Linked DNA regions of Homo sapiens: region 2 is linked to region 1. A link is an interaction called in ENCODE POLR2A ChIA-PET data of the cell type or tissue named here. Cell type or tissue: A673. All regions are shown on one strand. Links, peaks and the distances in the headings refer to the core of each region. The heading gives the core; the rest is flanking DNA.

Region 1 (13,136 bases), core at 214-8,213:
GCCTTGAACTCCTGGTCTCAAGGGATCCCGCCCCCACCCCCGCCCTGTCTCAGCCTCCCAAGTGGCTGTGACTATAGTCATGTGCCACCGTGACAAGCTAAGAGTTCTGATGTTTGCAAGTAGTTTCTTGAGAAAGGCATTGGCAGCCTTGGTGAGGCATCTGGAGTCTCAGACTGATACTCCTTGACACTGCTCTGTGCTACTCTAATTGCCCTTGTGTTGTGATGTGCATGTTTCAGTGGTAGTTAAATTAAGGAGTAAAGGAAACTACCCTGAGGGGAGCACAGACATCTACCTGCAGCATTTTGGGCACATTCCCCATTGGCCCACCCATCTCATATTTGACTGACCTCTAAATGGATAGCACTACACCCAGTTTACTATGGTTTGGAGAAACAGTTCATGTCAACTTTCTGTGAATGTCATGGTTCTTTCAATAGAAATCGGAGAGTTGGACAGAATAGCTAAAAGGTGGTCCAGACTGGGTGCATATGGCAAATTGATAAGAAAGAGTCAAGTTTTCATCAAACTTTCTGTACATAAACCTGTACCAGCATAGCAGTGAGCAAGAGGTGCAGGAGAAGGTGGATGACCTTTGAGTGCTGGTGATTTAGAATTAATTATCCAGGAGTTGTTTTGGTTCAGTGGCACATACATGTGGGATCGGCATTTGGTATAATGCACTCAATGGACAATATGACCTCTAAAGTTCTATTTAACTTATTCAAGCTTGATTCTGTAATTTTATTATGATAAGGAAGCTGCTTTCCAATATTATATTGTCTTTAATAGAAAGCAAATTACCAAAATTGATATTCCCCCTATATGATTTAAAGGAATATGCCTTTGAAGTCGGTAAAATATGGGTTAAAAATCTTTGTTCTTTTTCTTAAGGATGATGAGCAAATTATTCAATTTTCCTCAACTGTGGTCCCCTCATCTCTAAAATGGGGCATCTTAGGAAGAGTAAATGTGACAAAGAATGTAAAGGGTTTAATGTTATGCTCACGGCGACATTTGATGAATAATTTCTTAATTAATCTCAGAAATCAAAGCAGATAAGCTGAATAGCTACTGAGGCTATGTTGTTCAATTTTGAAATTTCAGTCTAGGCCCATGGAATTCTTTGGGTGCTGCTGGTTACTTTGTGTGCAGTGCATTATGTGGAGGTCCCTGAATCCTTCTCTATCTGCTGAGCAGTTAAAAGGCAGTTCTTTAACTGGAAGCAAACACGAAGACTAAACTGTCCTAGTTTTGAGGAAGAATAAGAAGGAGGAGGAGGAGGAGGAGAAGGAGAAAATGAAGATGAAGAAGACGAGAAGAAGAAGAAGATTAAGAAGAAGATGATTAAGGATTCTGCAACAGTTCTGTCATTGCAAATGACTACCCATTTCTAACCACGACATAAATTCAGAGGAAAACTTTCCTCTTTCTATAGCTGAACATGCTTAATTAATAAATATGGTTAGTTCCTTCCATAAGTATCCTTTAGGGGGAGACCACTAAACAATCAACCATTTCTAGCACAAAATTAAAAATATCAGTCTCCTAAATATTTAGTTCACTTGAGGCTCTTGGCATTAATTATTAAATGGATGAAGGCAAACAATATCTCAGCCACTTGCACGATCTAGGCATAATCTTGTGTGCTGTATCTGTAGAGGTCAGAGGAAGTAGGGATTGGAAAAATAATCAAGGCACTGAAGTCTACACTAGACTACTGTTTTAGTTAAACTTATTTTATTTGCTTTTTTATGTTGATCATATCATATGTTGATATATGCCCATATATGCGTTTATAGGGCAGCAATAAACTCCAGTGTCAGGAGGCTGGACAGTCTCTGTTTTCCTCTTCAGGTCTATTCTATCCTGCTCTGTACTAAAGTCTATATTAGACTATTGTTTTAAACTTATTTTATTTGTCTTTTTATGTTTGTCAAAATGCAGTATAGCTATGCCCGTATATGCATTTGTAGGGCAGCAATAAACTCCAGCATCAGAGGGCTGGACATTTCTCCATTTTCCTCTTCAGGTCTATTATATCCTGCTCTGTACCCCAGGAGGCTGACTTCTATACGTTATGTGGACTGGTCTCCCATGTCCATTGGCATCTGGTTGGGTTTACCCCAGTGGGAGGTATTAGCAGGAGAGAGTGGTCAAGATATTTGCATTTTAGGATCCTTTCTTTCCTCTACTGAAGTTTACAGCTCCTGTTGGGTCTACCCAGAATATGGTCAAGAAGAGGTATTTAGACTGTAAAGGGTCATGTCGCCTTTGGCCTGTGATTAGTTACAGGTGTCCTGAGATTAGGGTAATTTCATCTTCTCCCGTCCCTTTGGGCCTAGGAGTGGTGAAATCTTCTGGCTGTTATTAGCCCCAGGTGCTTCACCTTCCCTTGTAGTTTTCCCTAAATTTTGCACATACACTTAAAAATATTCTTTTTGTTAAGCTTTTTTTCAATGATTTTCTCGAGGCGATTGCCAGGACCCTCAAAAAGACAACACTAACACTCATTTTAGGCTTGAGGCAGAGAGAGAAGAAAGAGAAGAAATTCACTATATGTTTCCATTTATGACAAGTCTCTCTGGAACTTGAAGATTATTGTTTAAAGACAGTTTACCAATTCCAAAGAAAAACATTATTATATGGCTAAGTTTTCAATGATTAAATATGAGATCTTTAGCAAAGCTTTTAGAAAGAATTATGTTCCACTTTTTTTCTGATTCAAAGCAAAGAGATTTTTCATCCTTTCCTCAGAATATATAGTGAACATTATTTGGACACTATTCAAAAGAAACAGAAGGCAAATCAGAGGAACAACTTCTTTATATTGATACATGCTTTTTACATTAAAATTAAAATCTATCAAAGAATCACTCAGTTGCTATTGTTGCCTTTTTTTAGTATAAAACTTTAGCATGCCATCCCTTTCCAATGAACCCCTTTTCCCCATCATAATACATCAAGTTTCGTTAACCATACATTTTTTGCTGAATACGTACTTCATTTGAAGTCTGTTTTAAGTAGGCTCTGCATGTGGAAAGTACCTGTTTTGCAACCCCTTCTCAGAGTTTCATTTTTTTGTTTTATATGTACTGTTTAATATGACAAATGCTCCAAAAATATTTATAACACCTATTCGTACTTTTCTCACTCTAAAAATGTTTAAAGAGAAGATTCAAGTTTCTTTTTGCCCTAAAGATCATTATGGGATGGGCTCCTAATAGGCCCAACGTGGAGAAAATTCTGAGTTATTTTTGGTCAAAGAGGTTTACACAGAAGCCAGCTCTGAATTACTTCTAACGAGAAGAGCAAGGCTCCTGTTTTCGCCTGTCATTTATCTTCTCTTGCCTTACTCTTTTCTCCTATTTTGCTTTTTCTTATCTCTCACTTTAAATTTTTCTCTCCCTCTTGATGCAAAGCTATATTTTCCTTTCTTTTTCTGTGCATTTTCCCATCCTATTTCCCTTCTTTCTGTCTCTACATTATCTTAAGAGAGCACAAATCATTTACAGCTTGATCCACTCAGCCTGAATCTTTTCCACTTTGATTCACAAACTTCTATTTCTTCTCCTTTGAACCCCTAATTTGCTCCCTATGTCCCTCATGGAGCGTGTAACCATCCAAAGGTTGGCCCAGGGATAAGGCCAGGAAGCACCAGCTGCTTGACAGTAAAGTCGCTGGTCCTACGTGTGGGCTCTAGGGGGCGATGCAGTGTAAGGTCTGTCCTGGGCATAGGCGGAGCGGCAGTCTTGCTCCTCACAGAGCTTTGAGGAGCTGGATCAAAATTGTGCTCCACAGAGAGAAGATACCGGTGTCGGGAAGCACCAGTGCCCTGAGGAAGGGCCATTTCCAAAAGCCCTGTGCTGACACAGGGTTGCTGGTTCCTCTTCAAGAGCCCACTCTCTGGGGTGGGGCCATATCTCCAGCAGAGGTGGGCTGGAAAGGACCCCCCCAATCCCGCCCGCCGTGAGCTTAGCTGGAGCCATGGCCTCTGCACCCATCTCGATGCTTGCGATGCTCTTCACATTGAGTGAGTAATATCCCCTTCCCATTTTCCACTCGCATGATCCACTTACATGCTCTCCAGCAGCTTCACTGATGCAGCATGATTAATTTACAGGTGGGCTGAGAGCTCAGTCAGTGGCTCAGCCGGAAGATCAGGTCAACGTTGCTGAAGGGAATCCTCTGACTGTGAAATGCACCTATTCAGTCTCTGGAAACCCTTATCTTTTTTGGTATGTTCAATACCCCAACCGAGGCCTCCAGTTCCTTCTGAAATACATCACAGGGGATAACCTGGTTAAAGGCAGCTATGGCTTTGAAGCTGAATTTAACAAGAGCCAAACCTCCTTCCACCTGAAGAAACCATCTGCCCTTGTGAGCGACTCCGCTTTGTACTTCTGTGCTGTGAGAGACACACACTGATAGGGGCTGCAGGGGGAGCAGAACACAAACTCTTGAGTCTGGTAAAGCCCATTTTCTTGAAGTCTTTGTTCCTTCACATGAGAACGGTGTGCTTCCAGGATATGTCACTTATTATGTTAAACTACAATTTAAAACCATAGAATTTGCTCATTCAGCAAGTGTTTATTGAGTCCTGATGTGCCAGGTACTGGGCAAAGCACCGGTCATAAAAAGGTGAAAGAAGTGTAAAACAAATAGAAAAAAACATAGGGGAAAATTACCATGACATTGGTCTGGGCAAGAAGTTCCTTCCTTCCTTCCTTCCTTCCTTCCTTCCTTCCTTCCTTCCTTCCTTCCTCCCTCCTTCCCTCCCTGCCTCTCTCTCTTTCTTTCTTTCTGAAAAGGGGTTTATTTTCAACAGACATTTCTTTTTATACCGAGGTGAAATGTCATCATCATAATAATTTTGCAATGTTACATACCCTGTTGAGACCATTAAAAAATTAGGTTCATGGTATACACGTCCAAGTTTGTTACAAAAGCATATTGTGTGATGCTGTGGTTTGGGCATCTATTGATCCTGCCACCCGAAGAGTGAACATAGTACCCAGGAGAAAGCTTTTCATCTCTTGTGAGCAAGGAATTTTTGGATATGACCCCAAAAGCACAGGCAACAAAAGCAAAAATAGACAAATGGGGCTATATTAAACTAAAAAGCTTCTGCACAGCAAAAGAAACAATAAATAGAGTGAAGGGAAAGCCTATGGAATGGGAGGAAATATTTGCAAACTCTACATCTGATAAGGGGTTAATATTCAAAATGTTTAAGAAGCTCACATACCAAAAACATCCAAATAACCTGATTAAAAAATAGGCCAAGGAACTGAATAGTCGTTTCTCAAATGAAGGCATAAAAATGGCCAAGAGGTATATAAAAAATGCTCAACATCATTAATTATCAGGAACGTGCAATTAAGACCACCATTAGATATCACCTCACAACCTATTAGGTTGGCTATTATCAAAAAGACAAAAGATAACAACCATTGTTGAGAAGGTGAAGAGAAGGGAACTCTTCCACACTGCTGGCAAGAACGTAAATTCCATAATGTGCAACCATTATGGAAAACAGTAGGGAGGTTTCTCAAAACACCAAAAATAGAACTACTGTATGATCCAGCAGTCTCACTATTGGGCATATATCCAAAGAAAATGAAATCAGTATGTTAAAGAGATATCTGCACTCTCATGTTTATTGCAGCACTATTCACAATAACCAAGATATGGAATCAATCTAAGTATCTATACTTAGATGAATGGATAAAGAAAACATGGCATATAAACACAATAAAATACTATTCAGTCTTATAAAAGGAAGAAATCCTGCCATTTGTGACAACACAATTGAGCCTGGAGGACATTATGTCAAGTGAAATAAGCCAGGCACAGAAAGACAAATACCACATAATCTCACTTATTTGTGTAATAAAAAGGTTGAATTTATCGAAGCAGAATAGAATTGTGGTTACCAGAGGCTTGTGAGGGGAATGGAAAGGGATTGGAGAGATGTTGGTTAAAGGACACAAAATTTTAATTAGATAGGAAGAATAAGTTCAAGATATCTACTGCAATGGTGACTATAGCTAATAATAATGTATTTGCAACAGAATTTTTTTTTTTTTTTTGAGACAGAGTCTCACTCTGTTGCCCAGGCTGGAGTGCAGTGGAGTGATCTCGGCTCACTGCAACCTCCACATCCCAGGTTCAAGCTATTCTCCTGCCTCAGCCTCCCAAGTAGCTGAGATTACAGGAGCCCGTCACTAACCCTGGCTATTTTTTTGTATTTTTAGTAAAGACGGGGTTTTACCATGTTGGCCAGGCTGGTCTCGAACTCCTAACCTTGTGATTCGCCTGCCTCAGCCTCCCAAAGTGCTGGGATTACAGGCGTGAGCCACCGCGCCCAGCTGCAACAGAAATTTCTAAAAATTGCTGAAAGTAGATTTTAAGTGTTCTTACCACAAAAAGGATATGTATGTGAGGTAATGCAGACGTTAATTAGCTTGATTTAGCCATTCCACAATGTACACATATTTCAAAACATTATGTTGTATACCATACATATATACAATTTTATTTGTCAGTTTAAAAAAGAATTGAAAGAAGCTATCTTTGATCTCTATGTGCCAGGTGTGTTTCCAAACATTAATGAACGCATTTAATTCTCACAAGTATTATCATCAGCTTCACTTTACAGATGAAGAAGCAAAGTCACAGAGAATTTAAGTATCTTGCTCAAGTCACAAAGTTAATAACTGGTAAATTGCAACCCAGGCAGTGTGTCTGTAGGGCACATGGTCCAACTACTCCACTCCTCTGCCAGTCTATAGGCTTCTTGGGGCAAGAGACTGATTTTGGTGATGGTGTAGCCCTAACTCCAGAAAGGGTCGCTGTCGGAAAAGTGTTGGTTATATGAATGAACAATACACTGACACTCTAAACAGTTTGGTGTGTGCCAAGATAGAGAATTCAAAAAATGCTCTATGAGATGAGGATATAGGAATAGCTTAGCTGTGAAAGAAGACAGAAGCAGTCTGTAATGGGAGGAGAGTTTGAATCAAGGAAGGGTATAAACGTGTAGTTCTTATAAGGATAGTTGCTTACGGTTCCTATGTTCACATCTTCCTTATGCTCTTGAGAGGAACTGGACTTAATGCACTTTTCTCTCTTTATCTTTTCCCAAATTTGAGTGTCGTGGGAAGGGCTCTGTTTGACTCAGTGTGAGTTAGGTGGCTTTTCCTTGGACTAATCAGTGGTGGCCATGGGTACAGGCTGCTTGGATTAGCCCAGCTTGGCTTCCACCTTTGGTGGCTGGGGGTGGGAGTGAGGATTCTGCAAGTTAGCAGCTCTATTTTGAACTGCCTGGTTAAAAGGAGTATGTCCCCAAATAAGTTAATTTTTACACAGGGATCTACATCTGTTTATTTTTTCCCCCAAATGGATAGCCAGTAGTTCTTACACCACCTCCTGAAAAATTCACTTTTGCCCCATAGATTTGAAATACCATATTTATAGTACATTAAATTCCTAGATATACTCAGATCTACTTTTGAACTCTTGATTTTTATAGTTTTGTGCTAGAATGTGCTGCTTTAGGGAGATTCACCCTGCAGCCTTTGGTTTGTACCTTGTGATTTACCAGCCTTCTTTTCCTATCCTTCAATCCATCACATACCTTGAGAAGCCTTATACACAAGGATGTGGACACCTTAGCCCACATGTCTACAGTCCAGGCAAACAGTGATCTTTTGGCCACCCATTGGGCCTAGAGTTGTGTACACAGGTGGGATATCTGCTTCTGGGAAGATAATCCTTGAGATAGGCCCATGCAGATCTTAAAAGTGTGTTTGGGGATGTTTGTGCAGGGAATTCTGAAATCCTAGTACCCAGAATATGGTCAAGAAGAGGTATTTAGACTCTAAAGGGCTATGTCTCCTTTGTCCTGTGATTTTCTCACAGGGAAAGGGATAAGAATAGCTGAATAATAGCTGGGGTGGAGGCACAGAACTCTGAGCAGGGACGTCACTTGCTCAGGTCTAAGGGTGGCAGTGTTCTGTACCATTACTGCCAGAATACATTTGTATTCATGAAACCATGGTATCTGTTTTAGATTTAAGTATACAGTTGCCATAACTCTAGGTAAGCTCTCAGCCACCATCACTGTTTTCACTCCAAAGGAAGTTCATGTCCACAGGGATATTTTTATCACATTACACCATTGACCTGGCTGTGTGGCCTGTTTCTGCCTTTGATACTTATAAATACAATTTATGCAAGTCCTGCAAAGGAAAGAAGTCTTTCTATACAATTATGATGTATTTATTCATTTAGCTATTCACTTATTCACTCAATGATTATTTGTGGAGTTTTGACTATGTGCTTGGCATTGTTATCATCCCTGCAGATGCAGTGGTGAACAAATCTTTCCCTCCAGTCATTCCCCAGGCTGCACACGTGTTCATATCACTTCCCTACCCAAACAGAACTACTTCTTAGTCAAAGAGATACAACTCTCAAGATGATTTCCTTCTCAGGAAAATTCTCCAAGGTTAAGCTAAGCCTTAGATATTAATCTTTTGTCATGTGGTAGTGATTGGTGGTGGTGGTGATGGGAGGGGAGTTATGTAGGGAAATGAGAATCTATATTTTCCCCCTTTTTTAAGGTGGCTCAGAGGGAACAACTATGTCTTTTTAGAAGTTCTGTTTTGACTTAAAGAAAAGTTAGTCTAGCATTCCTTTTTCCTGTTTGTTGGGAAATACTCCTTATAAACAGATAAACTTCAGGAAAAATGAGAAATTCTGGAAAACTTATCTTCATAAGGTTTATTTTTCTCCCCCCTTTTATATCACTTCAAGAACTTTGTGGAAAGAGAACTGAATTAAGAATTAGGGAGCATAGGTTGTTTCTGATTCTTCCTCTAAGTAACTATGTGACATTGGACATGCCATTTCTACTCTATGTGCCTCATCTCTTAATTAATGAAATTGAGATAACTGGAAGGATTGTTGTGAGGATTGCTTTATGTGTGACATATGTCTTGGACCCCAAATAAGAGTGGGTATTTAGGTGGGCAGAGCAATCAGATACCTAAGACACCAACACTGTGGAGCCCTTATAACTGCCCTGAACTGCTGACATTTGAACTGTATCATGATAAATTACTTTATTTTGGCCTTTGTTACATCAGTTGGCCCTGTATTCTAATTTAATCTTCGATACCTGAAAACTGCTTTCAGAAAAGGAGCTAATATTATCTGTGTACATTGTAGTTAAGTTGCGTTTAAGCACCAACTTAAAAAAGCTATTTGTGGAATCACAGCTTTTGTCCTTGAAATACACTTTTAAGCATTTTAGAGAAAGTAAAGGTAGGGAAACACGTTTTGGGGAAGAAAAGTTGTCCTGGTTTTGCTGAGAACACTATGTAGACAGTCATCTTCTCATCCATGTGAGAATCTGTCTCTGCCTGGATACAAGGGAGACACCTCTCCCTGCAGTCTTCCCATGCTACATTCAGTCCTCCCTCCTCTCATCTTTCCCTGATTGTGTAGTGAGTTTCACTGGGTTCTCTGAAAGAATCTTTGAATTCCATTCTAATTCTCAAAAATTGTGCTTCTGTGATATGCAAGAGTTGGTGGGGTTCCACCATGAATTCCAGGAGAGGCCATAGGTAAGCTGTGGTCACTTGCTGTCATCAGCACTGCAGGGATCCCACACATATCCTGCAAAATGCCTCCTTCTGCAGTATAAGTAATGAACAAGTATTAAGTAAAGTGATATTTCATTTAACTATTAAATTAGCAATTGTAAACTGTATAAACAATATTGACAAAGAGTAAATGGGTACTGAAGTGTACTATTGATGGCATAAACTCATATGATGCTTTTGGGAGGCAATCTGGCAATCTTCACTGTGTCTCTTTTCTCACTTTTTACTTGCTCTTTTACCCACTGAAGTGTGGTTTTAACTTCCACCATTGGCCCAAACTATTCTTGCCAGGGTTAACAACAGTTTCTTGGGTTACATCCAATGAATGATTGATTATTCCCTCTTTGAAACCTGGTCCTCTTTCGGTTTCTGGTATACCACTTTCCCTTTAAAAAAAAAATTTGAGAGCTGATTTTCAATAGATCACAGTGAGGGAGCTGCTCTGCTATGTGTGAAACCCCAGCCTACCTCTTTCTTTTTGATGTTCTTATATCTTTGGCTGAACCTGCACTGTCTTTTTTCATGGGCTTTTCTTCTGCTCACTCTTTTATCGGGAACCTGCCCTGATATTCACGTAGGTTCCTTTCTATTTTTCCCAAGCGTCAGCCGGCTTGAGAAATAAAGGGACAGAATACAAAAGAGAGAAATTTTAAAACTGGGTGTCTGGGGGAGACATCACGTGTCAGTAGGTTCCGTGATGCCCCACAAGCCACAGAAACCAGGAAGTTTTTATTAGGGAGTTTCAAAAGGGGAGGGAGTGTGCGAATAGGTGTGGGTCACAGACATCAAGTACTTTACAAGGTAATAGAATATCACAAGGCAAGTGGAGGCAGGGTGAGATCACAGGACCACAGGACCGAGGTGAAATTAAAATTGCTGATGAAGTTTCGGGCACCATTGTCATTGATAACATCTTATCAGGAGACAGGGTTTTGAGATCAACCGGTCTGACCAAAATTTATTAGGCGGGAATTTCCTCTTCCTAATAAGCCTGGGAGCGCTATGGGAGACTGGAGTCTATTTCACCTCTGCAGTCTCGACCATAAAAGACAGGTGCACTTAGGGGGCTGTTTATAAGCCTATACCTCCAGGCGCGTATTCTCTTTCTCAGGGATGTTCCATGCTGAGAAAAAGAATTCAGTGATATTTCTCCCATTTGCTTTTGAAAGAAGAGAAATATGGCTCAGTTCCCCCCGGCTCACCGCGGTCAGTTTAAGGTTATCTCTCTTATTCCCTGAACAATTGCTGTTATCCTGTTCTTTTTTCAAGGTGCCCACATTTCATATTGCTCAAACACACATGCTGTACAATTTGTGCAGTTAATGCAATACTTACAGGGTCCTGAGGTGACATACATCCTCCTCAGCTGACAGGATTAAGAGATTAAAGTAAAGACAGGCATAGGAAAGCACAGGGGTATTGATTGGGGAAGTGATAAGCGTCCATGAAATCTTTACAATTTATGTTTAGAGATTGCAGTAAAGACAGGCATAAGAAATTATACAAGTATTAATTTGGGGAATGAGTAAATGTCCATGAAATCTTCACAATCCACATTCTTCTGCCATGGCTTCAGCCAGTCCCTCCGTTTGGGGTCCCTGACTTCCCGCAACACTCTTTAAAGTTGGTGTTCTTTTTTTTTTTTTTTTTTTTTTGAGACAGTCTCGCTCTTGTCGCCCAGGCTGGAGTGCAGTGGTGCGATCTCGGCTCACTGCAACCTCTGCCTCCCAGGTTCAAGCGATTTTCCTTCCTCAGCCTCCTGAGTAGCTGGGATTACGGGTGCCTGCCACCACCACACCCAGCTAATTTTTGTACTTTTAGTAGAGATGGGGTTTCGCCATGTTGGCCAGGCTGGTCTCGAACTCCTGGCCTCAGGGGTCCGCCAGTTGGTGTTCTTTAGGATTCTTCCCTTGACCTATTTATTTTCTCAGTCAAAAATTCTTTCTGGGTAATATTATCCATGCTCATGCTTCCACTATTATTTGCTGATTATTTTCAGCTCATATATCTCTTCTGAGCTTCAGTTTAATATATCAAACTGGGTTTTTGACCTGTGTGAATTTTCCAGAAGCACCTTAAATCAAATGGTGCAAAGCTTAGCTCTTTATCTTTCTTCCTTTCTCCCCCACTTCACCATATGAAACAAAACAAAACAAGATAAATTTGCTCCTTCTTTTGTGTTTTTCATATCAAACAACAGGACCATCATCTACCCAAGTGCCATCCACTCTCTTGCTCCAAGCCTGTCCAGATGCTGTGCCTTCTGCCTCTTTCTATTCAGCTCAGTCTTCATCATGCTCATTCTTCCTCTTCTCTTAGGTTTTAGTTTAGGTGAGTGTCACTCCTTCTGGGAAGTCTTCCTGCAGTCCTACAACCAAAACCATTTCACTTCCTTGTGTTGCTATAGTACTCTATGCTTTCCCTACTATGGCTGTTATCATGAGGACTATCATTGCTTTTAAAATCCTCTTCCTTCTCACTAGACCACTGGGTCTTTCTTGTCATTGAATGGCCAGTGTCTACCTCAGTGCCTGACTGTAAAAGGGGCTCCACAAATATTTGTTTATTGAATAAATGGATACTTCCCAAGACTCTTAAAATGTTCTTACACGAATCCAGGAAATCCTCTTTGCAGAAGCTAGTCTAAATAAATAATTGGAAGTTTAGACAAAGATTTATGTACAAAGGTTTTTATGATAGTATTCTTTCTAAAATCCAAATGTCTAATACTAAAGAAATTGGTAAATAAGTTATAGCACATTTGTACCATGGACTATGTTGAGGCTATTAAAATTGGATTTTTATGTATACTTGTTGACAAAAAAAAAGTTTGGAAAAGAATATTAAGTTGAAAAAACCTCCAGCATGTGCAAATGTGTGTGTGTTCATGTGCACACAATTCAATTGTGCTAACAATAGTCATGCAAAAACAAAGGATTAAAAAGCGGTATGCCTCAATATTATCAATGATTTTTTTCTGGGATATGGTATTACACGTGATTTTAAAACACTTTCCTATATTTTCCAAATTCTGTATTTAGAATTCATTATTCTTCTAACCAGAAAAAAAATCCCACTTAAAAAGAATTTAAAATATCCCTCTTGTAGTTGGCTATTGCTATAGGGCGTGGTTTTCTTCCATAACCTTAGGAACTTTCTAAAATTTGCTTTAACAATGGTCTAAATTTTTTATTACAATATACATAAAAAACAACATTAATGTATGTGATATGCTCCTATGTGTTCACCCAAACACTTTTGAACACCAAAAAATGTTTTGCAAAGGAGTATATATATATTAGTTAAGGTTCTCCAGAGAAGCAGAACTAATAGGATGTCTATCTATCTATCTATCATCTATCTATCTATCTATCTATCTATCTATCTATCTATCTATCTATACATAAATATTTATTGGAATATGTATATTTATTGGAATATACGTGTAATTATTGGTTATATATA
Region 2 (17,064 bases), core at 1-8,000, 200 kb before region 1:
CTTCTCTCCGGTTTGCCCCCCTCTTCCTTGCCTCCTAAAACACCACTGCTTCCCTGCTCCATTGGCTGAGGCTGATCCAGGCTGTCAGGTGGTGGTGGTGGTGGCAAAGAAGACTGTTGAGTAGTTTTCTCATTACTGTCCATCTCCTTCCCAGCTGTGGCTGCTGCCGCCACTGTCCCCACCTCCTCCTCTGCCCCAGATGCCTCTTCTGAATCACCTCTCACTGATATTGCCTTCTCACCTCCACTCTCTGAGCCTCTCCCTGCCAGGGAATCTTCATCAGTCACATCTTCCTCTTCTTCCTCATCCTCCTCTTCCTCCTCCTCAGACAACTCCTCTTCCGGTGATGGCTGCTGGGACTGCTGCTGGGGGAAACTCCGTGCCCCGGAGACTGTAGATTGCTCGGAGCCATTCTCCTGAGCAGCTCCTCCACCTTCAGGGAGTGCAGTACCACCGTTGGGGATCTGGCCCCCCAGGTGCATCCGGACATGCTGCTGCAGAGTGACAGCATTGGTGAACTTCTTCTGGCAGATGGGGCAGGAATTCTGTGCCCGGGCAGCTGGACTGGCCTTGTGGCCCACGAAATGTGCACGCAGATTACCCCTGGTGGAGAAGGCTCTGCCACACACTTTGCATTTGAAGGGCCTCTCACCTCCATGTTGGCCATAATGAAGGCGTAGGGCCCGAGGACAGCTAAGCACTCGGAGACAGATGACACACTGGTTAGGTCCAGAAGAGGCTGAGGATGAAGGTGCAGGGGCAGAGGTGGTGGGGGCTCCTGAGGCAGCTGAGGTCACCGCCACAGCTCCTTGCCGGTCAATCTTTTCTACCAGTTGCTGCAGCTTTGATGTCTCAGAGGGTGAGGCCCCCAAGGGCTCTAGCACATAGGGGAAGGGGAAGCTGCCAGTGGACTTGAAGTGGTTGGTAAGCAGTGCCCAGCTTGGTAGTGAAGTCACCAACTTACTTAGTTGCATGCGAGTTGCCGTGCTACTTTCTGCCACTCCACTGATGGCTGAGCCCTCACTCCCTGGGGGGGTGTTTTCATCAGCTTTATTCTTGGGTTCCACTGCTTTCATGAGCACAAACTTATTGAAAGCAGGGAGTCCTGGAGCCGTGGCTGTGCCTGCACTGGTGGAGAGCAGAGTCAGGCTCTCTGTGGCACTGAGTGCTGTTGTGGAGGCCACCAGAGGCTTGCGCTCAACCCCTCCACCTGGAGTGGCTGCCTCCTCCTCGGCCTTCTCTGGTGGCACGGACATACCATAAGGCAAGCCACTGCTGGTAATGACATAGTCTAGGTGCTCTGGTACTGGGTGTGGGTTCATCTGCACATGTGGGTACTTCTCACGATGCCGGTGGAAATGCACTTTGAGGTTGCCACGGGTGGTAAAACGGTTTCCACAGACATTGCACTTATAGGGCCTCTCACCCGTGTGGGAACGAAGGTGGATCTGCAGGGCACTGTCACTGCCAAATACTTTGGCACAGAAGCGGCATTTGTGCCTTCCACCAGGCTTCTCCAAGGGACCCATCACTTCTCCGTAGCTCAGCTCACCACTTCCATTCTTTGGCTTCAGGAGCCCTGGGGAGGCAGTGGCCTCAAGGCCTCGGGCTGCCCCAAGACACTGTGCTGCCAGTAGTCCCGTGGTGCTTGGGAATGCCAGATGAGGCGAGGCAATCAGCTGATCTGTGCTGCCTGGCAAGGCTGGGGAAGGGGCAGGGGTGGGTTTGTGGCTTCGCCCAACCCCTCCAGCAGAGAAAGGATGCTGTGACCCCAGTGGGTGGTAAAGGTGGAAGAAGGCCTGCTTGGGCGTTTCTGCCCCTGAAGAGGAAGAGGAGGAGGAGGAGGAAGATGCCAGTGTCTTGCTGGTTTGGACAGGCTTGATGGGGCTGAAGAGGGGTAGTAGGGGCTTGGTGGAAGAGGCAGTCCCTGTCCCAGGTAGCTCTGAGGGACTGGCAGGGGCACCCACCGTCTGGCCTAAGGAGCCAAGCAACAGCACCTGCCTGCAGATTTGCTCAGTCATCTGCATCTGATGGATCTGCCGCTGCTGCAGCACCCGTAGCTCTTCCAAGATCAGGGGGATATTCAAGTGGCCACTGCCTACCCCTGGGGGCGGAGGGGGTGGTGGAGGAGGAGGGGGTGCAGGGGTCGATTCTGGAGGTAATGGGGTTGCTCCCAGCTTGGGACTGGCCAAGATCAGGCCCCCGCCTCCCCCAGCCGCTGTACCTGTGGCAGCGACCAGGAAATGCCCTGAAGACTCCTCTCCTCTCCTCTCTGGGCCCCAGGTGGGATCCGTGGGCACGGAGGACCCAGAATCTGGGGGGTTGCTATGCTCTGTGTCCATGACCTGAGGATTATTGTGACCCTCAGGCCGGGGTTCAGAGGAGGCCGAAGAGTTGTTGGGGTTCTCCTGGCCCCCAATTATCACCATTACAGGAGGGTCAGTAGAACATGCGTTCTGGTGGGCGAGGAATTCAGTTGGGTCAGTGAATTGTGCGCAGCACTTGGCACAGACTTGGGGGTGATCCTCCTCGCTAGCATCACCTGGGGAGAAGACAAGGAGAGAGAGCGTGGGTGGCGCAGTTGGGTTGGGTATACCGAGGCTCTAATTAACAAGGAGGCCAGTAACCGCTAGTTGGGGGTGGGGAGATGAGCTCACCATCAGGGCCATGCAGAAGTCTAGAGCTCAGGCCTGATCCGTGTGGACAGGAGACAACCCGGCATGGGGCAGGGGGGTGGGGAGGGAGGAGGGGAGGGGGGCAAGAGCATGCTACTCCCCTCCTCAGCCACCCTCCCTTCCCCAGGCCACAAGCGAGTTCACGGAATAGGTGTGGGGACAGGGGCCTACGCAGAGAATCATGCATTTTCTCCCACCCACCGAAAGTCTTCGCCGCCCCTGCGCATCCCCCTCCGCCCCCACCCCTGCCCAGCCCGACCGACCCTACCGCACCTCCGAGCTCTGCCGGCTCCCCGCAGGGCACCCCGAGACGAGAGCTCCTCTCGGATTCGTGCGCCATGGTTGTGGGGGAAGTGGAGGGCCAGGTGGGGTGGGAGACAATGGATATTGGGATTGAGGGAGGCGATGGCCGCTGGGTCTGCGGCAGCCTCTGCACCCAGCGGCCCAGACTGCGGAGATGGAGATCGGCAGCGGCGGGGGCAGGGAGCAGCGGCGGAGGGGGAGGGGAGCGAGGAGGCGGGGAGAAGCTGGAGTGAGAAAGCGGGGAGAGGGGAGATCTGGGAGGAGCTGATGAGGAGGGGAGTTTATGGGGAGGAGCTGCTGGGGAGGGAGGCGGGAGCTAGAGGAGGCGGGAGAAGGGAGCGCTAGCGGGGGCGTGGGGGCGGGAGCTCAGAGCTCGGGAGAGTTTCCGGAGGCGCAGTGACAGGTGCTGTGAAGCACTGCGGGGGTCCACCTTTCCCGGTCCCTGGCCAGCTCCCCCCATCTGCAGATGCCTTTGCCCAGGCCTACCCTCCTCCCCCCGCCCTCCCCTCCTAAGCTCTAGGGGCACAGTGGGAAACGTAGCCCTGCTCAGTGGAGCAAGGCGATAGGCTTCTCTTATTTTTCTTTGGATAAAGGATCCGCTGAGCTTGGAAAAAGTGGATTCCAGAGAGGGTCGTCTGATCTCCTCAGAGGTCTGAGGGCCAGAAGAAGAGGGGGAGATCAGAACATCCACTCCTCACCAGCACACACACCCCAAAATATTCGAAGTTTTGTCTCGTCTTTCTCACTTCCATTCCCACCCTACCCCCATCCCTCTCCACAAAAGAAGTTTCTCAGGGTGGGCGGCTGCAAGGTAGAATTTCCCAGGAAGTCATTTCAGGACTCTCTGCGGAACACTAAGCCCCTTCACTCCCCGCCCCTCCTCCCCCTGAATAATAGCTGAATGCAGGTTACTCCGCAGATCGCCCAGCCTACACAACACCTAATTCATAGAGTCCATGCTTATTTAATAAGCCATCTCCTATTTAGTACCCTCTTCCTCCTCTATTCTCCTCTTGCAACATTCCTCACACCGTCACTATTAAAGACAGTGGGTTTGGGGAGACGCTAGCCTGCAGAGGCCTACGGAGGCCCACCCAGCTCTAACCTGGGGGGGAGGGGAGCCCTCTTGAAACAATGCGGTAGGAACTACCAGGCAGCCCTCAGTGTCTAAAGCCCTTTCAGCCCCAGCCTGATTTGAATGCTTAGAAATAGCTAACACCTGCTCACCATCACAGAGGCAGCCTCCTATTCAGACAGGATAAGTAAGAATAAAATGCCTCCTGGACCAGGTATTCTGGCATTCTCTTTTTTACCTTGAAATGAGTCTTAAAGTGCTTCCCACTTCCTAAAATACTTTCTCTTACATGCAGGAAGTGACCACAAGTCCTTGGTTTTGTGGTTTCCCTGGGCATCAGTAAACCTAAATTGTTTTAATCCCAGTTCTATTCTTGCCTCACTGATAAAACTGAGACATGGTGGTCAGTCACACCATGTTATACCACCGTTTCCCTCTTCATAAAGTGGTAATATTGTAGCTGCAGTATTTTACTCAGAAAAATATTGTGGGGACAAAAAATTGAAAAATTGGACAATATTAATGTGTAAACCAGGTATGGTGGTGCACACTTGTAGCCCCAGCTACTTGGGAGGCTGAGGCAGGAGAATTGCTTTAGTCCAGGAGTTTGAGGCTGCAGTGAGCTGTGATCACACCTGTGAATAACCACTGCCCTCCAGCTTCGGCAACATAGTGAGGCCCCATTACTTTAAAAAAAAAAAAAAGCCGGGCGCGGTGGCTCACTGTAATCCCAGCACTTTGGGAGGTGGGCAGATCACGAGGTCAGAAGTTCCAGACCAGCATGGCCAACATGTTGAAACCCCGTCTCTACTAAAAATACAAAAATTAGCTGGGCATGATGGTACACCTTTAATCCCAGCTACTGGGGCAGCTGAGCCAGGAGAATGGCTTGAACCCAGGAGGTGGAGGTTGCAGGGGGCTGAGATCGTGGCATTGCACTCCAGCCTGGGCAACAAGAGTGAAACTGCGTCTCAAAAAAAAAAAAAAGTCTAAAAAAATTAATATGTACATGTGAGATTTTTAAAGTTTGGGGAGTCCTGAATTTAATCAATGAGATAATTTACATTGTCAGTAGCAAAATAATCGAAGTAACCTTAAATACACATATACTAAAATTAGATCTGTTTTCCATGTTGTTTGTTAATCTTATTAATTTCTGAGGTAAGATATTGGCTAATATCAGCAGCATATTTCAAAGGTAGGAAGTCTTTTATTGCAGTGGGTGGGGGAGCTGAAACAACCTATTTAAAATATTAGTAACATCCACTTTACTTCTCAACATAAATTTTGCCTGTGTTTTTAAACTTAAAACAGTTTACTGAATTATGTTTTGAAACTTCAGATAATAAGGCTCTTAGCATTGTGAGTCATAATTCTGAAATGGACGGGTTCTGTGCTTCCAGGCCTGGACTTACAAATGAGGGAGGGGGGTTCTATTTCAGTTTATGGCAAGTCACAGTTTTGTGCAATGTGGTTTATTTTTACAGATAAGGAAACTGAAGCTTGGAGAGGTTAAGTGACTTTTCCAAGTTCACACAGTAATTCAGTGAAGCAAGCATTCAGAATTTTGACTCCTGTCCAATGCTTTCTCAAGCACATCAACTTTGTATGGCTTCCCTAATGCTAGAGAAAGGGCCCTGTGTGGCTTCTACCTGCCATTTGCTCCCTGGCCTTAGTCAGGGAGAGGGAATCAGATGGAGGCTTTCTACTGAGCATTTGTTAATTAGCATTGAACATTTGATATCCAGTTGCTGTTTTGTCAAGTCTTCTGACAAGAAAAGAAATCCTTTTCTTTTCATCTTCTCCTGGGAAACACTGTCCCCTTTCTTGCTCTTTAATGAAATGTGCTTTCTGATGCGTAATTTGATCTAAGCTCTTCTTTAAGGTAAATTTAGTCCCTGGTGAAAGGTGACTGGATCAACAGCCACCTGTAAGAGGAACCCTCCATTTCTCAGTACTTTGCACTCACTGCACATCCTGAAAAGGGGGGCAGGATTCTTACACAAACATGAATGAAGTCACAAATGCAGGAATAAACTAAACTGGTAATGGTGTCCCTAGATAGCAGATAAGGTGAGGTAAGCTATCTCCGGTCAAATGCAAAGTCCGGGGTGGGACTAAGACCTGGACAAGCTTGTTTAAACTTATAGAGAGCTGAAATGACAAAGAAAAGGGAAACCAGGTGGCTTCCCTTCTAAATCTAGTGTCCCATCAGATTGCTTCTTTAGGCTTCAGAGAGAACTGTTCGGGAGAACAAAGAGAAAAATAGGTGAGTTGTATGTAGCAGGGTGATACATTTGAACAGCGGTTTTCAAATTTTGCTGCCCATTAGGATTACCAGAAGAGAGTTTTAAAATTTTTATGTTTAGGTGCAGTGGTCTGTTCCTTGTAGTCCCAGCTACTCTGGAGGCTGAGGCGGGAGGATCACTTGAGCTCAAGGGTTTGAGACTCCATCTCAAAATCTCAAAAAAAAGAAGAAAAAAAAAAGAAAAGAAAGTTTAAGCACAGTGGGTACCTCATGCCTATAATCCTAGCACTTTTGGAGGCCAAGGCAGGAGGATTGCTTGAGGCCAGGAATTTGAGACCAGCCTGCATAACATAGTGAGACCCCCATCTCTGCAAAAGCAACCAACCAACCAAACTTAAAAAAAATCCCTGTGTCCAGGCCACATCCCAGGCTAATTAATTCATAATCCCTGAGGATAGGATCCAGGCATTAGTTTGATAAAGCTCCTCAGGTGATTCCAATGAGAATACAAAGATGGTGACACAATGATGAGACCCACATGGAGGACTGCCCTTTCCATCATACCTTCCACCCTGCTCCTCACAGATCTTACCTGAGCTAAACTTGGCCACAATTGGGACACAGACAAAATGAACTCTCAATGCTAAATCTTCCCATCAGGTCCCCTCCCTACAGTGCCCACAACCACACATTAACTTCCTTGTATCCTTTCCCAGTGAAAAATCTGCTTCCATGAATAGAATTTGATATAATTTACACCTTACTGTAAGTTTAAGTGATTGCATTTCTTTCCCAGGTATGGGTATCTTGAAGCATATTTTTTTCTTTTTTAATTGATATTTGAGCCATATTTCTTTTTTTTTCTTTCTTTTTTTTTTTTTTTTTTTTTTTGAGACGGAGTTTTGCTCTCATTGCCCAGGCTGGAGTGCAATGGCATGATCTCGGCTCACCGCAACCTCCACCTCCCAGGTTCAAGCGATTCTCCTGCCTCAGCCTTCCCAAGTAGCTGGGATTACAGGCATGTGCCACCAAGCCCGGCTAATTTTGTATTTTTAGTAGAGATGGGGTTTCTCCATGTGGGTCAGGCTGGTCTCAAACTCCCGACCTCAGGTGATCTGCCAACCTCGGCCTCCCAAAGTGTTGGGATTACAGGCGTGAGCCATCGCGCCCGGCCACCATATTTCTAATTGTAAGGTGAAAGGCTTTGTTCTACAGAGTTCAAGCATCATCCACCCATTAAGGCTGGAGTGAAGTGGCACAATCATAGCTCACTGCAGACTCTACCTCCCAGGCTTAGGTGATCCTCCCACCTCAGCTTCCTGAATAGCTGGGACTACAGGCATGCACAATCATGCCCAGCTAATTAAAATATTTTTTTCTGTAGAGATGAGGTTTCACTATGTTGCCCAGGCTGTCTGGAATACCTGGGCTCAAGGGATCCTCCTGCCTTGTCCCCACAAAGTGCTGAGAGTACAGATGTAAGCCACTGCCTCTGGCCCACTTACTTATTATTGACACTGAACAATGCTAATTGGTAGCTTCCATAATTATGAATTGATTCTGTAACTATTGCTACTGACTACTTCTTAGGGAAATATCTCATCTTCTCCTCCTTACTCCTCTTTCCTAAATGTAGACACATAATAATCCTTTGCAACCCAGACCTACTAATGTAACTATGGCCTATGTAACACAGTAGACTAACAGGCACAATGATTGGTACACCTGGTGCTAAGTGAGAAAAAGATATTTGTTTCCAGAACAGGAATATCTTAGATCAAACATAAGAATGTTCTTTTAATGAAAATTTCTTTGACTTCAAAGGACTCAACACTTAACATGGAATTCATACCATTTTGGAGCTGGGACTTCAGAGATCTGACACTCTCATTGTCATTGTGCACAGTGATTCAGACCTGAGTTAAAGTCCCAGCTCTAGAACATTCTAATATTTGTGATCTTGGGAAAATTTCTTAATCTCTCCCAGAGTTTGTTTTCTTATTTTTTTTTGGGACAGAGTTTCACTCTTGTTGCCCAGGCTGGAGTGCAATGGCACGATCTTAGCTCACCGCAACCTCCGCCTCCCAGGTTCAAGCGATTCTCCTGCCTCACCCTCCCTAGTAGCTGGGATTACAGGCATGTGCCACCACGCCCGGCTAATTTTGTATTTTTTTAGTAGAGACGGGGTTTCTTCATATTGCTCAGGCTGGTCTCAAACTCCCAGCCTCAGGTGATCTGCCCACCTCGGCCTCCCAAAGTGCTGGATTACAGGCATGAGCCACCGCGCCTGGCCAGCCTTTTTTTTTTTTTTGAGACGGAGTCTCGCTCTGTCGCCCAGGCTGGAGTGCAATGGTCGCCCAGGCTGGAGTGCAATGGTGTGATCTCGGCTCACTGCAATCTCCGCCTCCTGGGTTCAAACGATTTTCCTGCCTCAGCCTCCCAAGTAGCTGGGATTACAGGTGTGCGCCATCACACCCAGCTAATTTTTGTATTTTTAGTAGAGATGAGGTTTCACCTTGTTGGCCAGGCTGGTCTTGAACTCCTGACCTCAAGTGATTTGCCCACCTCAGCCTCCCAAAGTGCTGAGATTACAGGCATGAGCTGCTGTGCCCGGCTGATTTCTCTTCTTTAAAATGAGGGTACTGCCATACAAAGGAAGGAAATTCTGATACATGCTACAACATGAATGAACTTTGTAAACATTATGCTTTCAGACAAATTTGACTTTAATTGAGAAAAAAAGAGAAAACATACTAAGTGCAATAAAGCAGACACAAAAGGACAAATATTGTATGATTCCATTAGTATGAGGTACCCAAACATTATATGAGTCCATTAATATGAAATTTGGCAAGGTCACACATACAGAAAGCAGAGTAGAGGCTAACAGGGCTAAGGGAATGGGAGAATGGGGATTTATTGTTTAACGGTTACAGTTTCTGTTTGATGATGAAAAAGATATTGAAACAGCAGTAATGGTTACATAACATAGTGAATGTACTTAATGCCACTGAATTGTACACTTAAAAATGGTTAAAATGGTAAATTTTATTACACATATTTTACAATAAAAAAATTTTAGCCAGGTGTGGTGGCATGCACCTGTAATCCCAGCTGTTCAGGAGGCTGAGGCAGGAGAATCTCTTGAACCCTGGAGGTGGAGGTTTCAGTGAGCCGAGACGTGCCACTGCACTCCAGCCTGGGCAACAGAGTAGGACTTGGTCTCAAAAAAAGAAAAAAATTTTTTTTGTAATAATAAGGGAGTTGGGGCTGGGCGTGGTGGCTCACGCCTGTAATCCCAGCACTTTGGGAGGCCAAAGTGGGCGGATCATGAAGTCAGGAGATCGAGACCATCCTGGCTAACACAGTGAAACCCTGTCTCTACTGAAAATATAAAAAATTAGCCAGGTGTGGTGGCGGGCGCCTGTAGTCCCAGCTACTTGGGAGGCTGAGGCAGGAGAATGGTGTGAACCCGGGAGGCGGAGCTCGCAGTGAGCCAAGATCGCGCCACTGCACCCCAGCCTGGGCGACAGAGCGAGACTCCGTCTCAAAATAATAAAAATAAATAAATAAATAAATAAAATAATAATAATAACGGAGTTGGGAGGAAAAAGAGGAAATGCAAAAAGGGCCTAGCACAGTACCTGAATGCTCCACAAATATTAGCCATGGGTGTTAGTTATTATTTGAATGTCAAAAGCTGAATGAAGCCCTGGGGTAAGAAAGGTCACATGTGCCCAAGGTCACATAGCTTCAAGGTCCACACTAGATTGAAAACCAAGTTTTCTGTTTTCTTATCTAGTACTCTGTAACACCAGGACTGAGATACTCTCTATTCCAAAATGTGTTTTTTCTGATCTGGGAATACCTAGGTTGAGTGGCCCAGGGATCAATAACCTGAGAGATGAGGCTCTTTACTTCCAAATGTAAACAGAGCCCCCAAAACTCTACCTTTGCCTTCTTTCCTCTCTTGCTGTTCTTGCTATCTGCCAACTTCCATCTAAAGTACTCCCCTCTCTCCCTCTAGATCTGTTTGGCTGCTGTCCTGGTTTCTTCTTCTCACTAAATATCTGGGTTTCTGATTGTTTCCTTTATTTCCCAGATGTACTGGTTTGCATTTTTCCCCCAGTCACATCCTTTGTGTTCTCTAATCCAGATTTCTAGACTCTGTAGGGGAGAGAGAAGGTTTTTTTTTTTCCTCTCTAGAGTTTTTAAGTGAATAGAGTATTTCCTGCCCATCACTTATATGCAATAACTGTTCTGTTAGGTTTTGATGCTCTGGTTAGGGAAGCTGAGCAAAAACGGCTGGAAAACAGATTTTTCAGACTGTTTCTTGGTGATGTCTTAGGTCACTGCAGAATTTTGGCTTTTAAAATATGTAACAAAGGCTCAGCATTTGCATGTTGTATATGGCACATATTGCTTACAAGAAGGCAAAAGACTCCTGGAAACATTACTGGCACCCTAGACTACTGACTAAATGTCTTCTGATACTCATGATGATATCCATAATTTCACAGGTACACCAAAGGATACATGTGCCCCTAAATAAGAGCCCTTCCTCCCTAACTGTGGAGCATGCTCTGGGGTAGAAGGAAGTCAGATGCCTGAAGATCACATAAGTGAATAGAAACCCTGTCTATAAAAAATTAGGGAAAAGGAGAGCTCTCATTCTGTTTTGCAGAATGGATGCTGCCCCATTCATGATTAAGAAAATTTATTAATTTAAAAGAAAACCAGAAAATGTGAAATTTATATATTATAAGCTTATAAGATCCAGGAGGAATTTTAGATACGATCAAATAGAGCCACCTCATTTTGCAGATGAGGCCCAATGACATCCAGATCATAAGTAGCCTAGGATCTTTCACTCCAGGGGAATTCTGATGAGAAAATCCTTAGGCTTTCTTACGGTAGATCTTAACAGAGGGTGCTACTGCTTCCTTGCTCCTTACATTTGTTCCTGCCTTTCATAGCTCAAAGGCAAATTTTCATCAAAAATTTGTTGATGCCATTGGGTTTAAACCTTTACTGTTTCTATGGGGATGGCTTTGTAGCAGCATTACCATGCCCCCAGGTGGAAGCTATATCTTAAAGGGCTTGAAAATCCATTCAAGACAGCCGCTAAAGATAGCTTTTGACTCCCTCACAGAAGATTTTTCCTCAGCTATGATATGGGGAATGGGTGAGCAGATGGAGGAAGTAGGAAGAAGAGGAGAGAATGCTTCTTGGGGGTTTGGAGGGGTGTTCAGCATAGTTCCACAATCAAACCAGCAGGAGAGCAGAACTGTGAGGCAACTCTGGGGAGGAGTTGAGGCTCTAGGGGAAGTCTCCTGTAGAGCACAAGCAGGAAACATCCGGCCTATAGCAGCATTAAGAAGGGCTAATGTGTCTCAGGAGGGAAGGATGCCATCACCATAGAACCTCTAAATATGGGCACAGTAGGATCCCAGAAAAGCAGTGTTTCGGGGAGGATGCGTTCTGCCCAAAACATGTCTGTTAAGGTTATTTTGTAGCACATGGAGCGCTGATTTGACCTCAAGTTTTTGTTTTTTAACAGGTGGAAAGGCAAGTTTAATCTACAATTTTAGTCGCCACCAATACACTCTCTTAGAGCTTTTCATGACACGTCTCATAAAGAAATGCTGATGGCCGGGAGCGGTGGCTCACGCCTGTAATCCCAGCACTTTGGGAGGCCAAGGCGGGCAGATTACGAGATCAGGAGATCCAGAGCATCCTGGCTAACACGGTGAAACCCCGTCTCTACTAAAAATACAAAAAATTAGCCCGGCGTGGTGGCAGGCGCCTATAGTTCCAGCTACTCGGGAGGCTGAGGCAGGAGAATGGCGTGAACCTGGGAGGTGGAGCGGGCAGTGAGCCAAGATTGCACCACTGCACTCCAACCTGGGCGACAGAGCGAGACTCTCTCTCAAAAAAAAAAAAAGAAAAAAAGAAAAAGAAAAGAAAAGAAAAAAAAAGAAATGCTGACGTTTGCCAAGAGGTTCCTGAGTTTTGGTCATACTACAGCACTTGCAGGCAGTGTCACTGCATTCACATATAATGATAATAACGATATTCACACATATTAAGCACTTATTTATGCTAGGTATTTTTCCAAGGGATTTACACATATTAACTCATTTAGATTTTCACAACAACCTAATGAGGTAGCTAGTATACACATCTTTATTTCACAGATGAGGAAACTGAAGCATAGAGAGGCAAAATAAACCAGCCAAGGTCACATAGCTAACCAAGTGGTGGAGCTGGGATTTGTCTAAAAGTCTGGTTTCAGAACCCTTGTGCTTAATCCTATACTATACTGTTGGGTGTATCAACTGTATGCTAAACAGTTGCCTGTCTGGAGCCAGGACTTCCAGACTTTCAGTCTGCACATATGGAGCCATACCACTGACAAGTATGTCCAAAACTTCTTTGATCCTAAGAATTACCTGGACAATTGCAAAATATATAGATTCCCACACCCTGGCTCAGATGTACTCACAATCAGGCAAGTTTTTAAAACCCAGGTTTAGTGGGTTTAGTGAGCACTACCAGCCAGCCCTGAGCATTAGGAAATTGAAGTTTTTGTCCTGATTTTGCTTCTGTCTCTCAGACTCTGAGCAATTTCACTCTTCAATTCCCTGCTTGCTCTACTGTCTGCCTGTCACTTAACGGAATGTTACAAGAATACATACAATTTTTCCCCCTCATAAGGGACACCTGTTGCTTCAAAAACACGGTATCCTCATAAAATGATATGCATGTAGTAACAGGTGTATTTTCTTGCACTTCTTTTGTTTTGTTTTGTTTTTTGCTTTGCTTTCCTTGAAGCACAAACCTAAGCCCCTCATCCAGACCTAGCCTTCAGCTGTCCTCCAGGTGACACGCATACACACCCCAAACCAGGCTGCATTCTGACCGACCTTAGCTCTCTCCCTCTGGGAGCTCTGATCGGCTCTCAGTTCAGCCCAACAATGAGAAACTTTTTTCTCGTCTCCCTCAGGGGAGCCTTCACGTTTATCCAATTCATTCTCTTGCAACCCAACTCTCCAGAAAGAAAAGGGGGGAAAATCCCACCCCGAAGAGACGGTCTTCAGGTCTGAGGACGTTACTTAGCAACGGCACAAAGACCAGTGAGCAAAGGGAGACCTGAGGAGAAAACTCTTGGGTGGGGAGACAGAGCCAGTTTGAAAACTCCATTTCATCCAGAGAAAAACAAGGAAAACACAAACAGAATCAATCCCAAGTAACAAGCGGGGCTTCTCCCCAGCGCAGGTCATCTCTTACTCCCTGCATCTCAACTCCTTCAAACCCCCAGTGACCAAGTCCGCCCCCGCCTGGTTTCGCCCATGGCCCGAGTGCCCTCCCCTTGCCCTGGCCTGACCCACACAGGCTTGGACTTAGGGGCCCCCACCCCTCCCCAGGCACCCACCGTTCTCAGACGCGCTGGGACCTTCGCAGTCCGAGATTAACTGTTGGGGTTTCCGCTGCTTTCGCCGAGACATTCCCGGGTAGAGAGTTGGGAGAGGGAGGGGCAACGCTCACTTGGTCTTAACCGGGGTGACCTGGTCTCGTCTCCCCCTTGGGTCCGAAGCCAATTGATGCCTCTCCCCCAGCGCAAATCACTGTGAAGCAGAGATGTTCTTCTTTCCCAGAGACACAGACTCTCTCTCTCTCTCTGATTCTCTGTTCTTGACTCTCTCTCTTTCTCTCTCAATCTTTGCAAGTCTTTAAAGGGGAGACGCCCCCTTTTTTTCTTCAGCTTCTTCCCTACGCTTCTGCAGCTCCCATTGTAAAAGCAAAAATCCTAATCTTTCCGCACACTCTTTTCTTTTGTACTGCAGAGGAAAGGATTTAACCCTCTCCTCCCTGCAAGGGCCCTGGGCCTCTCCCTGTGCTGTCTGTTCAGAAACTGTCCCTGGCTTGTTTTTCTAACTCTTCTTCCAAGATCTTCACTGTGCTTTTTGGTTCTGTCATATTTCTATGCCCCTCTGATAATGTAGCTGCTTTTAGGGTATAAACTGAAATAAGAACCTTCTGATATGCCCTGATTATGAGTAATATATGTATAGCTCTTTATAATTTATAGAATATTTTCATTTATAACGTGTTTTGAATGTTATAACTCTGAGATGAACACAGTAGGCTTTACTACTCCTATTTATAGCTGAGTCCCTTTATAGATGAATCAAAAGGCCCAGTGAGGTTAAGTAACTTCTCCAAAGTTGCACAGCTGTGATGTATCAGACACAGGCCTGGAATCCAGGTGCATCTGACAGTAGCCTAACATTGTTTCCTCTATATCAGTAAAGACACAATATGCCACCAAACTGCTATCATGAAAAACAAAAGTGATTGATCTCAAGGAATCTCATTTAAAATAGCAATGGCTGGGCACGGTGGCTCACACCTGTAATCCCAGCACTTTGGGAGGCTAAGGTGGGCAGATCATGAGGTCAAGAGCTGGAGACCATCCTGGCCAACATGGTGAAACCCCATCTCTACTAAAACCACAAAAATTAGGCTGAGCACGGTGGCTCATGCTTGTAATCCCAGCACTTTGGGAGGCCAAGGCGGGCGGATCACCTGAGGTCAGGAGTTCGAGACCAGCCTGACCAACATGTTGAAACCCCGTCTCTACTAAAAATACAAAAATTAGCTGGGCGTAGTGGTGGGCACCTGTAATCCCAACTACTCCAAAGGCTGAGGCAGGAGAATCACTTGAACCTGGGAGGCAGCGGTGGCAGTGAGCCGAGATCGCGCCATTGCAGTCCAGCCTGTGTGACAGAGCAAGACTCTGTCTCAAAAATAAAATAAAATAAAATAAATAAAAAGGAATCCCTCCATCTCCACAATACACTGTTTGGCAACAACCAGGTTTCTCCTGCTTAGCCTGTACACTGAGGGTGATTCATTTATTTTTAACTTCTGGCTGTGATGTTCCTACCTATATTTGAGTACTACTGAGCTACTGGGCATAGAATATTCTGGATATGCCCTGTCTTCTGGCAATAATGCCTGGGCCCCTTTCTTTTAGCATGATTTCTGTTTTATTCTTCTGGCTGAGATAGCATCTGAAACACCATCAGTTGGAAAAGTGGGAAGTATTTTCCCCTTTTAGGATTAGTAATGTAAATCTCTGATGGCTTTATCTTCAGAGAAAAGCAAAAGAAAGCTCACTCACAGGTTTGGGTGCAAATTTGAAGGTTTTTGCATTTCTTCCCTTACACAATTTCAAGCTAGTTTGGCAATACCAAGAAAGGAAAAGGGAGACAGCAGATGGCAGGGGTGCTGCTAGTGATAATTGAAGCAGGTATCCACATTACATCTGAAGAGTTTTGGAAAATGCTCTCATCTTTGCTTTGGAGTTCACTGAATCTCCATTTTTTTTTCCAGTCCTTTGGTGTCAGGGCCCTGGGTGGCTTTCTCAAGTCTACCCTTGGAACTCTTGTTGCTGACATTATGTAATTCATCCTATTAACTCCCCTGTGGTAGACAGGTGCCATTATTTATTACTAGACCATTGTAGGAGAAATAGGGGTACTGAGCCTAGGAAAGCTTCTGATTCCTCCGTGGAATAGACTGAGTCCTGTCATCCTCTCACCCCACTGTTTCCATCATTTATTTCCTTCCAGGAAGGGAAAGGAGAGAAGGAAAATAGCTTTCTGCTTTTCTCAGGAGTCTGAAATCTCCAAGGGAGCAGATTTCAGGGTCCACATTTGTCTTTTTTCCTGAATCTTGGCTGTCTTCATCTTTTCCTATTTTTCCCCCTCCTTCTTGTGGGTCTTATTGTGAAAGGAAGGACTCTTTCCCCTCCTCTTCTTTCTTCCTCCCTACCCAGTTTACCATTTTTTTTCCTTTTACCTCTCCACTGTGGCCTCTTGACCTCCCCACAGAGTTACAAAAGTAAAATCCTTGAAGAGATGCTGCTGTGGGAATGTTAATGAGCCTTCCCCACAAAGGGGCAAAGACTTTACTTCACTGAGTTGGAAAAAAGCCCCTTTGAAAAGGGGTTTCTGTGTGTGGTGAAGTGGAGAGGGGAGGGGAAGGAGAGGGATAGAGGCAAAAGAAGGGAGGGAGAGAAAAAGAGCAAGAGAATGAAAGGAGACAGAGAAATAGAAGAGAGACACTCAAACTTCATACTAGAAGAGAATATTAAAAATAACAACACCACTTTTCTTTTTTCAATTTGTCATCTAATTTTTGGGAAATGTTCCTTGGTCTTTTGACCTTGTAAACTCAGGGCTTACATTCCCAAGAAGCTGAAGAGGGACTCGAGAGCATGGGAGATAATAAACGATAGGAAGAAGGGACTTATCTTGGCACCCCACCCCCAGTCTCTTCCCATATACGAGAGCCAGAGCTAGAGAGGCTCTAGGGTGGTTGGGAGGGGTGTGTAATATTCTGGATTGGGGGAACTGGTGGTGAAGATGGGCTCTTTTTTCTGGATTTGTGGTTGATTCTTATGATATTTTCTAATTTTATCAACATTTCTTATTTTGGCTTCCCTATTGGATGTTGGTCTAATAATTTATCTATCTTCAGGAATCGTTTACAGCATTGTTGAGGTGTTTTCGTCAAGGAGCCAATTTTCAAGCCAGGCCACTTGTGCATAATCTCTCTTTCCTTCATTTGTGTGCACAGGTTGCCTCTGGATTAGTTAAAATGAATGTTAAGGTATTTGGGTGTCAAAATTAAATCCTTAAAAAAATATATATATGTTTTTGCTTTTTATTTTTTTACCCTCATCTTCTTCTATG

What was found. ChIA-PET counts read pairs that join two places held together with the same protein. Peaks named below come from ENCODE experiments on the same cell type or tissue, not always from the same donor. Only the 100,000 strongest peaks of a DNase experiment are listed, where the experiment ranks them.
Region 2: POLR2A ChIA-PET joins it to region 1 with 19 read pairs; 4 of 35 experiments call an interaction of 5 or more read pairs at or near these places.

What each region holds. Positions count from the first base shown.
Region 1 is chr14:21,719,902-21,733,037 of GRCh38, forward strand. It overlaps TRA and TRAV3. Among named protein-coding and RNA genes, the nearest start is that of OR4E1, 53 kb to the left of the region's middle. In A673, for the core only: a CTCF peak has its summit at 3,702 (motif pointing right); DNase peaks (open chromatin) are centred at 3,710, 4,540, 4,880 and 5,540; H3K4me3 peaks cover 3,771 bases; H3K27ac peaks cover 7,441 bases.
Region 2 is chr14:21,523,113-21,540,176 of GRCh38, forward strand. SALL2 (spalt like transcription factor 2) reads right to left here and starts at 3,234. Exons shown (of 2, transcript NM_001364564.1): 1 at 2,949-3,234; 2 at 1-2,542. The coding sequence starts at 3,015. RefSeq lists silencers at 465-651, 3,112-3,171 and enhancers at 1,167-1,994, 2,825-3,652, 3,653-4,480, 10,918-11,783. In A673, for the core only: no CTCF peak of the experiment used is centred there; a DNase peak (open chromatin) is centred at 3,259; H3K4me3 peaks cover 2,508 bases; H3K27ac peaks cover 7,484 bases.